Regions from separate parts of the Homo sapiens genome. Here region 1 is linked to region 2. Evidence: chromatin loops called from intact Hi-C (ENCODE). Cell type or tissue: K562. All regions are shown on one strand. Each heading gives the region's core, and the rest is flanking DNA. Links, peaks and the distances in the headings are about the cores only.

Region 1 (8,326 bases), core at 165-8,164, 200 kb before region 2:
TGGAGACGGGGTTTCACCGTGTTAGCCAGGATGGTCTGGATCTCCTGACCTCGTGATCTGCCCGCCTCGGCTTCCCAAAGTGCTGGGATTACAGGCGTGAGCCACCGCGCCCGGCCTATTGTCTCCATTTTTAAAATGAGAAAGCAGAGTCTCAGAGATTAAACAATTTGCTCATGGTAACTGACAGGAAGTGACCCATCCAGGTCAGTCCCATGCTGCAGTTCATGCTCCTAACCACTAGGGCACACTGCATTTCAGCAATGGCATCTGAGATGACACCAAACTCTACATAAACCATGCCGGACTTGGCTGGGCGCGGTGGCTCACGCCTGTAATCCCAGCACTTTGGGAGGCCAAGGCGGGCGGATCACGAGGTCAGGAGATCAAGACCATCCTGGCTAACACGGTGAAACTCCGTCTCTACTAAAAATACAAAAAATTAGCCAGGCGTGGTGGCGGGAGCCTGTAGTCCCAGCTACTCGGGAGGCTGAGGCAGGAGAATGGTGTGAACCCGGGAGGTGGAGGTGGCAGTGAGCCGAGATCGCGCCACTGCACTCCAGCTTGGGCCACAGAGCGAGACTGTGTCTAAAAAAAAAAAAAAAAAAAAGAAGAAGCCATGCCGGACTCAAGGCCTCCAAATGATAGGAGTCTGTCCCTTCCCTCTCCTTATCACTGGGTCCCTGTGGTTCAGCCATCGAGGAAGGATGACAGAAAGACAGATGCATGGAGCTGTCCATTTTCCGTTCCAGCCTCTCCTGAATGCAAGCAGCATCGTGAGGTTCTGAAAAGAGCCTCCACTCCTGTTCTATTAAAGGAGAGGGAATGGAACAAAGGGAATGGACATTCCAAGATCCTTGATTCCAAGACTCTCAAAGTCAAATAGACCTTGCAGATCAGCTGACCCTCTCCCATACTCCAAGCTTGACACCAGCCATTGTCCAGATCAGCTTGCAAACTTCCAGCAACAGGGAACTTACTGCTGTGAATGCCTTGCCCATCCACAGATAGTTGGGATTGTTAGAAAGTTCTTTCTTCTGCCTGTGTGCAGTGGTTCACACCTGTAATCCCAGCACTTTGAGAGGCCGTGGCAGGAGGATCGCCTGAGGTCAGGAATTCGAGACCAGCCTGGGCAACATGGTGAAACCCCATCTCTACTAAAAATACAAATAAATAAATAAATAAATAAATAAATAAATAAAAATAAAAATAAATAAAAATAAAAATAAAATTAGCCAAACGTGGTGGCTCATGCCTGTAATCCCAGCTACTGGGGAGGCCGAGGAAGGAGAATTGCTTGAACCTGGGAGGCGGAGGTTGCAGTGAGCCAAGATCGTGCCACTGCCCTCCAGCCTGGGCAACAGAGCGAGACTCCACCTCAAAAAATAAATAAATAAAAATAAGAAGTTATTTCTTCCATTGAATTCAACCTAGTCTCTATAGCTTCTATCCACTGGGGTCCTTAGAACAAGTCCCCTTCCTCTTTTGCAAAGACTCTGGGGTCATGTTTTATGTTCAAACTCCAGTCCTCATCTTCTCTAGTTTTGTGACCTAAGGTTTTTAAAGGCTCAATGTCTCAATCTTGGTTAATTTTCCACTGTTTTTCTGGAAGTTAGCCCAAAGCCAGATTTACCCAGCTTGATCCTCAGTGATCCACAGCTCTTTTCTAGTGTCTGTGTACTACTTTGTACAGTGCTTTTCAGACCACAAAGTATTTTCCCATTCATTATATCACTAGACCCTGGAAAACAAGGCGGCCAGAAAAAGAGGGAGATTAGGTGGGCACATTGTTATCGCATTTTTGCAGAGGAGGCAGATCTCTGCCCCCAGTACCAGTCTTACTGCCAACTGTACTCCTTGTCCTTCCCCTTCTCACTTCTGTCACAATGCACGCTCTAGGGCCTCCAATAGCTTGATTCTCTTTCTCCTTAGGGTTTCTCCATGATTACCCCTCTGCCTGAAGCACCATTTCCCTTACTTTCACTTTGCTGATCACTATTAATTCTCTTTTATTTTTATTTTTGAGACGGAGTCTTGCTCTGTCTCCTGGGCTGGTGGGCAGTGGCGCGATCACAGCTCACTGCAGCATCTGCCTCCTGGGTTCAAGCAATCCTCCCACCTCAGCCACCCAAGTAGCTGGGATTACAGGCATGTGCCACCACACCTGGCTAATTTTTGTATTTTTAGTAGAGATGGGGTTTCACCATGTTTGCCAGGCTGGTCTCAAACTCTTGATGTTGTGATCCGCCTGCCTCGGCCTCCCAAAGTGCTGGGATTACAGGCATGAGCCACTGTGCCTGGCCCTATTCTCTGTTTTTTTAATTAAAAACATATTTTTATAAAGATGAGGTCTCCTTATGTTGCCCAGGTTGGCCTTGAACTGCTGGCCTCAACCAATCCTCCTCCCTCCCAAAGCACTGGGATTATAGGTGTGAGCCATGGCTCCCAGTCCCTTCCCCATTTTTTTTTTTTTTTTTCAGTTTTTTTTGAGATGGAGTCTAGCTCTGTTGCCCAGGCTGGAGTGTGGTGGTGTGATACCAGCTCACTGCAAACTCTGCCTCCTGGATTCAAGCAATTCTCCTGCCTCAGTCTCCCAAGTAGCTGGGATTACAGGCGCCTGCCACCATGACTGGCTAATTTTTGTATTTTTAGTAGACATGAGGTTTCACCATGTTGGTCAGGCTGGTCTCGAACTCCTGACCTCAGGTGATCCCCCCCCGCCTCGGCCTCCCAAAATTGCTGGGATTACAGGTGTGAGTCCCAGCCCCTGGCCCCCTTTCCCATTTTTTATAGTGCTCTACACATCTGTGACAGAGCATTTGTCCCACTGTATTATATATATTTGCTTATTTGTCTTTCTTTCCCACTGACCACTACAATGTAAACCCCATAAGCCAGGGACTATGTTTTGTTCATTGTGTCAGTATGCAGCACAAAGCTTGGGATAACGTAATTGCTTATTAAATGTTTGTTGAATTAATAAATGCATGACTTGCCCCAGTTTCCACAGTTAATAATGGCCAAAATTAGAATGCAGATTTTATTTCCAAGTCCAAGAATTTGTTTTTACCATCTCCCGAACCTAACCTAGTTCTTACTCCTAACCCCTGCTGTCAGGCCTGTCCCCTCTAATTCCTCAGAATCTTAGGTCACTTATCCGGAAAGGAACTTAGAGCTCATCTGATTCAATCCCTTCATTTATAGATAAGGGAACTAAGACTCATAGAAGGTAAATGCTTTGTCAAGGCTACACAGCAAAAATTGTTGCCATCCTTTCTTCCTGACAACCAGATTGGTGTTTTTTTTAATGGGATTCACCAAAGAGTTCATGGACTCCCAGGGCTTTGTCTTGGGGACGGGGGTAGTAGTAAATAAATAATTCCATCTAAGGCTCTCCTTTTATACTCCCTAGACACCCCAAAGGCTAGACACCCAAGAGTCTATTCTGAGACATCCCATCAGGCAGAAATTTCAAGCAAGACAGGATAGAGGGGTGTGGGAGTGTGTGTGTGTGTGTGTGTGTATAGGATCATGGGGCACTAAGGATGCAGACGTGAAAACTGGGCTGCAGCACAGCCCCTCTGTTGTGGGGTCCCTCGAGTCTCCCACCATGGCAACACCACTCCCTCTGCCCCTGAAGCTGACCTTTGGGGCCAGAGATCAATAACTTGGACTTTGGCTTCAGTCCCCTTTGGCCCCCCAGTGACCATAGGCTGCCCAGAAGAGCTAGTGGGACTCAGAGTCATTAAGTAACTGTCACTCTTCCCCAGCCCCATTTTGGGGCATGGCTGGGGGAGGGGCCAGGGATGGGAACTATATGGAGAGTCACAGGTGTGGTCTGGTTCTTCCCATCCTCACTGGAAGAGAAGTGACCTCTATCTCTCTTTGACCCCCACCCACTTCTTTTTACCCTCGGCCAAGAGGCTTCCTCCTGCCCTCTCTACTCCTCCATGTCCTTAGCACTGAGCCCTGACTCCCCTCACAGAACCCCCGTGCTCCTCACCATGTTCCTCTTAGTCCAATCTTTTATGAACCCCCTCCTCCCATTGTGCTCACACTTTATATAAACTGGAGGTATTTTACCCTTTTGTCAGCCAAGACAGTAGTCAGAGGCCGGGTGCGGTGGCTCACTCCTATAATTCCAGCACTTTGGGAGGCGGAGGCAGGTGGATCACCAGAGGTCAGGAGTTCGAGACCAGTCTGGCTACCATGGTGAAACCCCATCTCTACTAAAAATACAAAAAATTTGCCAGGCTTGGTGGCAGGCACCTGTAATCCCAGCTATTTGGGAGACTGAGGCAGGAGAATCACTTGAGCCCGGGAGGTGGAGGTGGCAGTGAGCCAAGATTGCCCCATTGCACTCTAGCCTTGGCAACAAGAGCAAGACTACATCTCAAAAAAAAAAAAAAAAAAAGACAGTAGTCAGGAATTTCTCATTCACCTTTTTCTAAATACCTCATCCCAGGTATCTTCTCACCAACTATTCTCCTCCAGAGAAATCCACTGTTCTGCCATACTTTTAGCGGGATCCTGTTTCAGAAACACACTCACCTACCCCACCACCACCCCACCAACTTTCCTTGCTCTTCACCCACCAGTCCTCGTCCACCTCCACCCCAGTGTCCCAGCCAATCACTACTGATTGATTGATTTGGGAGGAGGGGGAAAGAGGATCGATGGAGGACTCTGGGCCTATTCTTATTCAAAGCAAAAGGTTTAAGAGGGGGTGGATATTCATTGTGGAGAGGATGCAGAAATCGCTGTGGCGCTCCACAGCCTTGCTGATGTGGTCTGCAGCGTGGGGGAGGGTGGGTCAGGCCACTGGGGGTGGGGACGGATGCTCTGAAGGCTGGGAGGACAGTGGTGTGGGGGCTGATAGAGGTAAGAAGAAGGCATGCATCAGCAGTCTGGGCATAAGGTGAGGTTCCCCAACTCTGCCCCTCAGGGAGGAAATTTATGACCGAGAGTCATTCTTCCCAGCTCAGAGAGGATGCCCTGGGTACTCTCAATGTCCAGCAGGGGACACCCTTACCCCACATGACCCCTTTCCTCATCCACCATCACTAAGTTCCGTTGTTCATTCATTCATTCATACATTGAAACGTTGTTTGAGTGCCACTATGTGCCAGACACCATGCCACAGACTGGAAAAATACAGGCATGAACAAGATAGATACACAGACAAATGAGGTTCCAGGCCTTGTGGCACCAGCAGGGCAGGATTACAGTGAACAAATAGTTATAGTGATTTAATTTAAGGGAAAGGAGATCAGAAAAAAGCTTTCCTCAGAAACTGATTTTGAAACAGAGACTTAACAGATGCCTAAATCTTGACCAAAGAAAATGTGAAAAAGAGGTAAAGGGGGGGCGTTTGTATGTGTGTGCATGTGTTGAGAGTGTGTTTCAGGCAGAGGGAACAATTTATACAGACCTTGAAGCAGAGAAGATCAAGGTTCCTTTAGAGGGATGAACAGAGAAACCTGTGCACAGCTGGATTCAGCTTTGGTTGGAGGTTTAACCCTTTAAATTGTAGAATGCATGCATGTGGACACACACACAGACACACACACACACGTGCACACACACAGCCGGGGCCTCCATTTCCCAAGGCGCAATTTTCCTGGTAATCACTTTTTTTTTTTTAAAGAGAAGGCAAGGACAGAGAGCCAGCAGACCTCTGAGGCCTTTCCAAAGTAATCAAACTCAAAACCTGTCTTCCAGGAATGAGTGGAACAGAGGTAGATTTAGCTTAAGCTTCAGGGCTTCTCCTTGGGAGGAGTTAAGTAATGTGTGCAAATGATTTTTTTTTTTTTTTGAGGTGGAGTCTGACTCTGTCATCCAGGCTGGAGTGCAGTGGCACGATCTCGGCTCACTGCAACCTCCATCTCCCGGGTTCACGCCATTATCCTACATCGGCCTCCCGAGTAGCTGGGACTATAGGCGCCCACCACCATGCCCGGCTGATTTTTTGTATTTTTAGTAGAGATGGGGTTTGACCATGTTAGCCAGGATGGTCTCGATCTCCTGACCTGGTAATCTGCCCGCCTCAGCCTCCCAAAGTGCTGGGATTACATGCGTGAGCCACCGTACCCGGCCTTTTTTTTTTTTTTTTTTTTTGATATGGAGTTTCGCTCTTCTGCCCAGGCTGGAGTGAAGTGGCAAAATCTCAGCTCACTGCAACCTCCGTACCCCAGGTTCAAGTGATTCTCCTGCCTCAGCCTCCCAAGTAGCTGGGATTATAGGTGCCTGCTACCACGACCGGCTAATTTTTGTATTTTTAGTAGAGACAGGGTTTCACCATGTTGGCCAGGCTGGTCTTGAACTCTTGATCTTAAATGATCCGTCTGCATTAGCCTCCCAAAGTACTGGGATTACAGGCATGAGCCACCATGCCCGGTCAATCTAATATTAATAGAAGGCACAGAGCCCACCCTGTGGGGGCCTCCTCATCTCAAGGTGAGACCAGGACTCAACCAGGGGAACCCCTGGTCAGATGGGAAAGACACAGAACCTGCTCTCTGAGAATCTGATCCCCTGACCTTCTCAATACTAACCTTGGCTGGGAGTGGTGGTACGTACCTGCAGCCCCAGCTATGCAGGAGGCTGAGGTGGGAGGATTGCTTGAGCCTGGGAGGTTGAGGTTGCAGTATGCTGTGATTGCATCACTGTACTCCAACCTGGATGACAGAGCAAGACCCTGTCTCAAAACAAAACAAAACAAAACAAAACAAAACAAAAATCACTAACCCTGCCCCTTCCTCCTCATTCTGCTCCTAGATGCCCCTCCAAAACTGGCTGGCCCTTCAGGCCCTGAGGCTGTCCTCCTCTGTGCAGGAGGCCTTGTACCAGGCTATGTTTCTTCAAAGCCCCTCCTTCCCTCAGCCTGTGGGGGTTTCCTGGAAACAGAGTGGTGGTGGTGAGAGTCTGCTTCAAAGTAGCCACCAGTCTGCCCCTCAGAGGTTACTTTGGAAGGTGATACCTTCCCCTTACCCACCACCCTCTCAAAGCCTGACCCCTCACTGGCACACAGAGCTGCTGTGACGGCTAGCTCGAGGGAAACCGCAAAACCAGAGGCTGAGCCCCCCAACTGCTCAGGGAACGCCAGGGGTAGAGGGTGGTGGGGAACAAGGTCCCTGCTTGGCAAACCCAAGTGGGCACAAGGTAAGTGTGCAGGAGCAGGAGGCTCTGGTGTTACAAAAGCAGCCCCAGGCCCACAGAATCCTCTGCCCAAGAGTCTGTCTCTGAGGGGACATTGAACAGCACACAGGTGCCCCTCTTCCTTGCACTCATTTTAAGATGTGGAAACTAAGGAAGTGACTTGAAGACACTTCCAGAGCAAGCTAGTGACAGAATGAGGCTAGAATCCAGATCTCCCAGTTCTGTCCGGTATCTTCTTTCTGCAATCCCAAAGGTCCCTTCACGAGGAATCCAGGACTTTCCAAACCCATGGCCCAGTCATGGCACTGGACTGTAATGCATGACTGACTTGTCTCTTTCATCACAGCTCAGGGGCCCCTTGAGGGCAGGGACCCTGTTTCCCTCTCCTTTATATCCTTTGCCCCCAGCATGGGGTCCGGCCCCTGTTTGAGACTTAGGACACATTTGTTCACCACACAAATCGACAAAATGAATGGAGTGATTTCGGCTGTGAGCTTCTGGTTGTTGACTCATTCATTGCACATGTTTTGTCAGACAGCACCCATGTATGTGAGACTGTGTGGGGGTGTGGATGTGGGTAAATAAATGCTCAGGCTCTTTTTCTGCCCTGTAAGACGATATAATCTGGAAGGAAATGGCAGGAGAGGGGACAGGAGGGGAAAATAGCCATCTGTTGAATAGTAGTTAGGCCCTGAGTAAATTCGTTATGTGGGTGACCTCTCCAACAAGGTGGGTATTAGCAACCCTATTTCACAGGTGCAGAAAGAGGTTCATAGAGGCTCAATAGCCTGCCCAAGGTAGGCTGTGGCTGATGGGGCTTAGAAGTCATCCAGGCCTCATACCCTTCCCACTGTCATCATGACATAGAGTAGAATAGACCTGAGGAGGTGTCTGTCTGTACTGAGGGCTGGGGACCCTCAGAGGTAGGATAGCTTGCTGAATTGGGCTCTAAGAGGCTTTTACAGGGAGGAAGTTGCCCAGTGAACCTTAAAGATGAGGTCACTGATGAGATGGGGATTGGAGATCCTCTCCAAGGGTATGAAAACCCTGGGGCCCTGGGAGAGCGTCCTTGGAGTGCTCTGCAGCTGGCAGGTGGACAGGAGAGGGTGGATTCATGGTCCAGACTCTTTGCTAGATCACGTGCTTCTTTTTTTTTTCTTTGAGACAGAGT
Region 2 (8,290 bases), core at 1-8,000:
CAGAAAATTTTAACTCCATGCAAAAAAAATAAGTGCATAGCATCATGGAGACACAAAGCAGCACCTAACCTAGCCTGGGAGAGACAAGAAGACTTCCTGGAAGAGAAGACATCTGAATGAGTTTGTAAGTAGGAGTAAAGCAAGTGAATAGGGAAAATCAGATTTTATAACACATGAAAATTACATGAAATTCCAATTTGGGTGTCCACGAACACAGCCATGCCCACTTCATTTATGTGTGGTCCATGGTTGCTTTTGTGCTGCCATGGCAGAGGTGAGTCATGGTAACAGAGGCTGTACAGCCATGAAGCTTAAAATCTTTATTATCTGGTCCATTACAGAAAAAGTGTGCTGATCCCTGTTGATCTCTGTAAATTAAGGTAGATGCTTTCAGCCCCATTTCTCAGACAAGGAAGTCAGGTTTGTCCAAGACTACAGAGCTGGGGAAGGCTGGAGCAGGGATTGGAATTGGAGCCCAGGGAGGCTGCACTTCTAGTACCAGTTACTTTCTGCCACATCATACACATCTCTGAACTAACACACTCTGTCTACACACACACACATACTCACACCCTCAGTTTGTAGGGCCAGGAGTACAGGGGCAGACTGGGTGGTGTGCAGTCCCCAGGGGGAAGTAGGGGCAAAGGGCTCAGGATCTCACCTTCCAGAAAATCCAGAAGCCATTGAGCCAGCCAAGGAGAACCTCACAAAGAAGGATGGTCAGCACAATGTCATCTATGGTAGAGAACAACTCATAGTGTTTCTACATGGGAGACAGAGAAAAAAGAGGGGCAGAGAGGTCAGTGGAGCAGGGCCTGGGCAAGCCGGCAGGGAGAGGATGTATGTAGGGGAGGGAAGTCCCGTATCACTGCTGCTCTTGGTCCTCAGCAACCTTGTCACTTCCTTTAAAACACACTTTGCCTGTGCGTGCCAGGCACTGTGCTGGGGCTATCACACATCACTTCATGTTACCATCACTGTTGTCCTGCAAAGTAGGTTTTATTCCCGTCTTACAGAAGTGGAATCAGAGTGGCGCCTGTGTGCACAGCTAGTTGATAAAGATGGTTGTCTGACTATGAACTTTTGTCCCTAACTTCTAGAATAGGGATATTTTGGAGAGGGAGGTAGGAGAGGCAGAACAGCCTCCAGGATTGGGAGGAAAAGGCCTGGCCTCTGAGGGTGGAGAACACCAAGCTCCATCTGTCCTAACCTCTCCTGCTATTCCAGCTCTCCAAATACTCCAAGTTAGGCCTGACCAAACTCCTGGGTATCCTGCCACTCATGGGTCCAGGACATGCACCCTGGATGGATGAATTGGTAGATGGGTGACTGGGGTCTGTCCAGAGCCCAATTCACTTTCTCTCAACCTCGAAACTCCTTCAGCTTCCTTATGGCTGCGACCCCACTAACAGCCCCCATAGTGCCCGACTCCACCTAGCAGTCACCCAAGTCACCGTGTCTCCTCCCTTTCTTTCTTTTTTTTTTTAATGTGACATCTCAGCTCACTGCAAACTCCGCCTCCTGGGTTCAAGCGATTCTCCTACGTCAGCCTCCCAAGTAGCTGGGATTATAGGCGTGCGCACCATGCCTGGCTAATTTTGTATTTTTGTAGAGATGGGGTTTCACCACGTTGGTCAGGCTGGTCTCGAACCCTTGACCTCAAGTGATCTGCCTGTCTTGACCTCTCAAAGTGTCCTCCCCAAAAGTGCGCTTTACCCCAAAGTGCAACAGACTCAGTGCCTTAGGGCCCACTGTCACATATGGCCACTGGAGACAATAGGACATCCACACCATTATTCAAAAAAGCATTCTAAATAGTCCTCAGCCCAGCATGGTGGCTCACACCTATAATCTCAGCACTTTGGGAGGCCAAGGCTGGAGGATTGCTTGAGCCCAGGAGTTCCAGACCAGCCTGGGCGACAGAGCGAGAACCTGTCTCTACAAAAAAAATTTTTTTTTTGAGATAGAGTCTCGCTCTGTCGCCCAGGCTGGAGTGCAGTGGCACAAACTCGGCTCACCGCAACCTCCGCCTCCCTGCTTCAAGCGATTATCCTGCCTCAGCCTCTCAAGTGGCTGGGATTATAGGCGCCCACCACCATGCCTGGCTAATTTTTGTATTTTTAATAGAGACGGGGTTTCACCATGTTGGCCAGGCTGGTCTTGAACTCCTGACCTCAGGTGATCCACCCACTTTGGCCTGCCAAAGTGTTGGGATTACAGGCATGAACCACTGCGCCTGGCTCAAAAACATTTTTTTAATTAGGCATGGTAGCTCGTGCCTGTAGTCCTAGCTACTTGGGAGGCTGAGGCAGGAGGATCACTTGAGTCCAGGAGTTCAAGGCTGCATTGAGCCAAGATGGCGCCACTGCACACCAGCCTGGGTGACAGAGTGAGACCTTGTCTCTAAAAAAAAAAAAAAAGAAATTAAAACATCAAGGATAAGTCACACTAAACTTCAAGTTGGACACAGAGAAGTCTCTCACATGCTGTTTCTTTTCCCCAAAAAGTCTCCCCCACCTCTCTTTGCCTGGCCAACTCCTACGTGCTCTTTTTTTCTGTTTCTTTGTTGTGGTGACTGAGATCACATCCTACTTCTTTACTCTCAGCTCCAGTGTCACTTTCTCCAGGAAGCCAGCTCTGACCCCTGAGATTAGGTTCGAGTGCCTTCGTTGAGCCTCCATGTACTCTGGGTGCTACTTGAGCACTTGTAATGACAGTTTCTGTGTGTCTGAGACAGGACCCAGTTGTGCTTATTATCCCTGGGACCCTGGCAGTCTGCACAGTCAGTGCCTGGCACTGAGTGATTCTCCCTTAGTGACTGCTGGTTAGAATTGGATACCCCTTCTCCACAAGGCACCCATTTGCCTCCCTCTGCTCACACCATTCTTCTCCTGTCCCTCCTGTACAAATCCAATGCATTCCTCAAAGCCAGGCTGCAGAGCCCTCTCCATCATGAAGTCTTCCTTGATCTCCAGATTCCTAGAAGGTCAGAGCTGACAGACCCTTGAAGAGCATCCAATCCAACCATCATAGACAGATGAGGAGCCTGAGGCCGGAAGAGTTCTTGCCCCAGGCCCCCCATTAGGGTTAGTGGGGCAGAGGTCATGCTGGCATCCCACCTGGTCCAGGTAGGAGTTGGTACGGAGAGCGATGGTGATGGCATTGATCACCAGCAGCAGGGCCAGCAGCAGTTGGAAGGCGGGGTGTCGGAGCAGCTGCTTGATGTACATGTGAGTGATGAACTCCTGCATGTCCCAGGCGTCCTGGAAGAGGGCAGGACCTTCCTTCAGGCAGGTGTCACCATAGGAAGCCTCTGCCTGGGGGTTTGCTCTTAGAGAATGGGGGTTCCTGGGGCCCACTCTAGAGGGGGGAAATCATCTGAGAGTGGATCATGGAATGGAGACATCAGTGTAGAGATCACTATCTAAATGGCCACTAAAAGTGGGTTACTATCGGGGGATTTTGTGGAAGTCATTGCCAGAGAATCTCTTTGGGCTCTCTGATAGTGAAGATGATCGTTATATAAGGGTTCCTATGGGGGGCATTGCCAGAGAGTTACTAACATATCATGGGCAGTCACTCAGGGATCAGTGCTAGGGAGGGTCTTCTGGGGGCGTTTAGAGGGTAGAGGGGCAGAGTTACCATGAGGGCCTGCTGCCCATGAGCACAGCTGCAGAAGGGGCCACTGTGGGGCGAGAGCTATCCTTACCGCTTTGTTCGTGATTTCCTGGCGGTTGATGAGCACTTGCTCCTCTGGCCGACCGTAGGACTCGTGAATGGTACTCTGCAGGGGAGAGGGGCGGCCCCTCAGTGCAGCTACTGCCCCTCCAAACCCCATACGGTCCTCCTGAGTCCCGCCCCACCCCTCGAGGCCTGTATGGGAGGTCCATTGCTGCCACCAGGCCTTTTCATTATCCCTCATGTTTGCTCAGTCTCTTCCTTCTCCTCAAAGAATCTTCACTCCAAGTGGTCTCACTCCCCCTCGTGGTGATATCACAGAGGCCTCTGTGACCTCCAGCCGTCTGCATTCTACTGAGGAATTCCAACCTGGAGAGAAGCTCCTCCCATTGGCCCTCCTCCGCATCCCACAGAGGAAGTCTGGGGATGCTGTGGGGATGCTGGGCTGGGGTTGGAAGTCAGAGGCTGATGGGAGCAGGTCAGATTTCCCGTGCAGCCTGAATGGAGTCACAGGGACATGTCCCTGCCTTGGATCCAGGAGGTGGAGGTGAGGCTGGAATGAGGAGTGAAGGAGAGAAGTGTTTTCCCCAGGGCCTTCCCAGGGCAGACCTCAACCTGCACCCTTCCCCACCAGCTGCCCTGTCCTACCAGCCCAGTCTCCAGGACTGTCCCCACCACCTTTCCGTGCAAAGTGCATTTCCCCATCTACAAAGTGGAAGTTTCTCATTGTGTGCCCCCCGGGAATGGGGTAGGAGATCACCATTAGCCTTCAAAGAGCTGGGGAGAGGTGGACATGAGTCGGAGCCCTCATTAGCCATGGGTCATCCCCCACCATCCTGGCAGGCTTGGAGCTCGGGTACAGAGCCCAGGCCAACGGGCTGCACGAAGGGTCTGCCACCCACCCTCTGGCCAAGAGCACTCACCCCAGTCCCCACAGGGGGGCAGATTTCCAATTCGAATATGGAAGTAAAGTTACATGTAGACTCATTCTTAGAAAAATTGACTTTATTTGGTTGGAAAGTAGCCCTCATGTAAAATAAAGAACACCTGTACAGACCTGGTTTGGGGGAGAACTGCCAAGGAACTGGAGGGGCAGGGCTGTGGCCCCAGAGGTTGGAGGATTTGGGGGGAGAGTTTCTTCTTTGGCAAGGGAGAGGGTGGCACAAAGCCCAGGCAGAGGGGTCAGCTCGGGGTGAGACCATGACTAGCAGTACTACTTCCCACCCTGAACAGAATCCAGGGATGCTCTGTCCTGGACACGTCAGAAGCTGGGGTTGAGGTGGCCCTCGGGTCAAAGGTCAGGAGCTAGAGTGCTGGCCAGGGTCAGAGGTCAGGAGGTCGGAGGCTGCTCTCTGAGGTCAGGGGGCAGAGATGGGAGTGCTCTTCAGGGTCAGAGGGCAGGGAGTGGGGGGACTGTTCTGTGGAGTCAGAGGTCAAGATGTGGGAGCTGCCTTCAGCCTGTGCCACTCCCCAGGCCCCCAGGCCCTCTGAGTACAGCTCCCGGTTCTGCTCCTTCCACTGGCGGAACTTCTCTCCTGTCAGCTCAGGGTCACCCAGCACTTCTTCTAGGACCTGCAGCTCCTGCAGCTTTGCCTGTGTGGAGAGGAGGGGCTAAGGGACCATGATCACCCAGGGAAGTGGGCAGAGCCCGAGGCCAGACTTCACTCCGGAGGTCCGGTGCCTGGAAGCCAGCACCTGGCCAGCGTGGCACGAGGAGCCTAGGTGAGACTCAAATCCCCACTCGGAACCCAGAGCCTGGCCCAGTCCACAGCTGAGCCCGCTGTCAGCTGCTAAGCCCAGGGTCCGGAGCTGAGTCTGGAGTCTGGAGTCTGGTGCCCAGGGTGGAGGTGACAGCCGCAAACCAAAGCCTGAAGCCCAGAGCCTAGTCCCTTGCTGTGCCCAGAGCCCCCCAGCTGACCTTGAGTGTGCTCTGTAGCGCCCGCACACGGTGCACTCGCTCATTGAGCTGAGGGTCTCGGTTGCGCCGCATGAAAGAGCTCCGCCACTGTTCCTGGGTCAGGGGCTGTGGCTGGCCTAGGAGGGACACGCCACCCTGCCTCAGCCCCCGTACCATTCCTTCCAGTGCCTCTTCACTGCTGTCTGTGGGAGGGAAGAGCAGGATGAGGATGTGCCCACCCCAGCCCCCAGCCCAGCTCCCAACTCCAGCCCAGCACCTGTCAGAGAGCCAAAGGAGGTCCGTGGGCTGCGCTGTGTGGGGGTGGCTGCAGGTGATGTGTCTCCATGGAGGGGACTCCCAGCTTGAGCAGGGCTGGGCTGCAGGCAGGGTGGAAAGCACAGAGGGTTTCTGTCTGAGCTCCACGCCCTGTTGTTTATCCCCACCTCCTACCCCCGGCAGCCCCCCACTCACCGAGGCTGAGTGGGACCCAGCCTCATCGTCCGGGTCCTCTGCTTCGGTCTCACTGTAGCAGTCTGGGGTGAGGAGCAGCAGTGGGTTTTTGGGAGGCCAGGGAGTGGCCTAGGGCATTTGAGTTCCTAGCCCCCATCCCAGGAAAGGCACAGGCTCAGGTGAGGGTTCCTCCCACTCAACCCTGCGAGACACCTACCTTCCTCTCGGGGTGGGGGGGCCCGGCCTGGAGACTGGTACTTGGAGATGCAGGTAATGAGATGACGCACCCACCTATGGAGAGCAAGCAGGTCTCACAGGGTTTCCATCCACTGGGGCCCTCTTGTATGCTGGGGGCTTTTTACCCACATCATCTTCTAATGATCCTCAGAGCAACTCTGAGAGGGATGAACTCTTAGTCACCCATTTTATAGATGATGAAACTGAGGCTTAGAGAAGTGAGTACTGGCTGCGTGCGGTGGCTCGCGTCTGTCACCCCAGCACTTTGGGAAGCTGAGGCAGGAGGATTGCTTGAGGCCAAGTGTTTGAGACCAGCTAGGGCAAACCCATCTCCCCACAAAACTTTTTAATTAAAAAAAAAGAGAGATGCCGGGTGCAGTGGCTCACACCTGTAATCCCAGCTCTTTGGGAGGCCGAGGCAGGCGGATCACAAGGTCAGGAGTTCAAGACCAGCCTGGCCAACATAGTGAAACCCCCTCTCTACTAAAAATACAAAAATTAGCCGGGTATGGTGGTAGGCACCTGTAGTCTCAGCTACCTAGGAAGCTGAGGCAGGAGAATCACTTGAGCCCAGGAGGCGGAGATTGCAGTGAGCCAAGATCACGCCACTGCACTCCAGCCTGGGTGACATAGTGAGACTCTGTCTCAAAAAAAAAAAAAAAAAAAAGAGAAAGAGAAGTGAGTATCTTGACCAACCACTCTCAGAGAGCTGGAATTTGTATCTCCAGGCTCCTGAGCCTAGGCTCCCAAGCTCACAGAGTTTGGGAATCATATGAGAGTAGGGGCTAAGGGAGGCGGCACTCACATGCTCAGATCTGTCAGGGTATCAGCAGCGAAGATGAAGGGTTTGTACACATCATGGGTGAGCTGAAACACACTGCCAGGTAGTGGAGGAGCATCACTCAGCCTGGGCGTGCCCACCCACAGCCCAGAGAGGCTGGATTCTGGGCGCCCCAGCCACTTGCCACACCTCCCACTGCTACCCCATCACCCTTCCTCTCCCTTTCTGTCTCCATCCCCCAGCCCATCACACCCCAAGACTTAACTATTTCTTCTTCTGATCATGTCCACTTTCCAGACTATAGTTGGAGACATTGATGAGGCCCTCAGCCTTCTCATCCTGGGGGGATCACAGCATGAGGGTCAGGTTGGAACCCCAATACCCTCAAGGCCCAGTCAGCTCCTAGTTACCCCTCGGGCTCCTGAGAGTTGTGGAGAGGAGAAGGCATCTCCTGGGCTCTCTAACAAGTCTCTCTGTTTCTGGAGCTCAGGGCTGGAATCTGGGGTCAGGGTAGGAGATGTGGCCAAAGGATGCCTCTAAGCCAGGAAAGGGGAGCCAAAGATATCAGAGAAACAGCCAAAAAAAAAAAAAAGAGGAGCCTGAAGGCCGGGCATGGTGGCTCATGCCTGTAATCCCAGCACTTTGGGAGGCCAAGGCAGGAGGACCATTTGAGCCTAGGAGTTTGAGACCAGACTGGGAAAAAAGCCCATTTCTACAAAAAATTAAAAACTTAGGTCGGGTGTGGTGGCTCACACCTGTAATCCCAGCACTTTGGGAGGCTGAGGCGGGCAGATCATGAGGTCAGGAGTTCGAGACCAGCCTGGCCAACATGGTGAAACCCCATCTCTACTAAAAATACAAAAAATTAGCCAGGCATGGTGGCAGGTGCCTGTAATCCCAGCTACTCGGGAGGCTGAAGTAGGAGAATTGCTCGAACCTGGGAGGAAAAGGTTGCCATGAGCTGCGATTGCGCCACTGCACTCCAGCCTGGGCAACAGAGCGAGACTGCGTCTCAAACAAAACAAAACAAACAAAAAACTTAGCTAGGCATGGTGGCATGTGCCTGTAGTCCCAGCTACTCAGGAGGCTGAGGCAGGAGGATCGCTTGAACCTGGGAGGCTGAGGCTGTAGTGAGCTGAGATCATGCCACTGCCCTCCAGCCTGGGTGACAAAGCAAGACTCTGTCTCAAAAACAAAAACCAAAAAACCAAACAAGAAGAGCTTGCTCATGCATTTGTTCCTTCAGT

Evidence for each region. Hi-C counts contacts between places; a loop is a spot of excess contacts. Peaks named below come from ENCODE experiments on the same cell type or tissue, not always from the same donor. Only the 100,000 strongest peaks of a DNase experiment are listed, where the experiment ranks them.
Region 1: it touches region 2 in a loop (16-fold over the local background); 1 of 110 quality-filtered maps calls a loop at or near these places.

The regions. Positions count from the first base shown.
Region 1 is chr1:26,388,359-26,396,684 of GRCh38, reverse strand. No RefSeq gene overlaps it. Among named protein-coding and RNA genes, the nearest start is that of LIN28A, 18 kb to the left of the region's middle. In K562, for the core only: CTCF peaks have their summits at 221 and 5,012 (motif pointing right); DNase peaks (open chromatin) are centred at 204 and 5,024.
Region 2 is chr1:26,186,260-26,194,549 of GRCh38, reverse strand. It overlaps CNKSR1 (connector enhancer of kinase suppressor of Ras 1), which reads right to left. Exons shown (of 21, transcript NM_006314.3): 15 at 7,309-7,382; 16 at 7,068-7,139; 17 at 6,243-6,316; 18 at 6,047-6,108; 19 at 5,853-5,952; 20 at 5,597-5,778; 21 at 4,666-5,271. The coding sequence ends at 5,002. CATSPER4 (cation channel sperm associated 4) reads right to left here and starts at 3,948. Exons shown (of 10, transcript NM_198137.2): 1 at 3,710-3,948; 2 at 3,120-3,263; 3 at 662-763. The coding sequence starts at 3,922. RefSeq lists an enhancer at 3,245-4,062. In K562, for the core only: CTCF peaks have their summits at 3,987 (motif pointing left) and 4,610; DNase peaks (open chromatin) are centred at 3,959 and 4,589.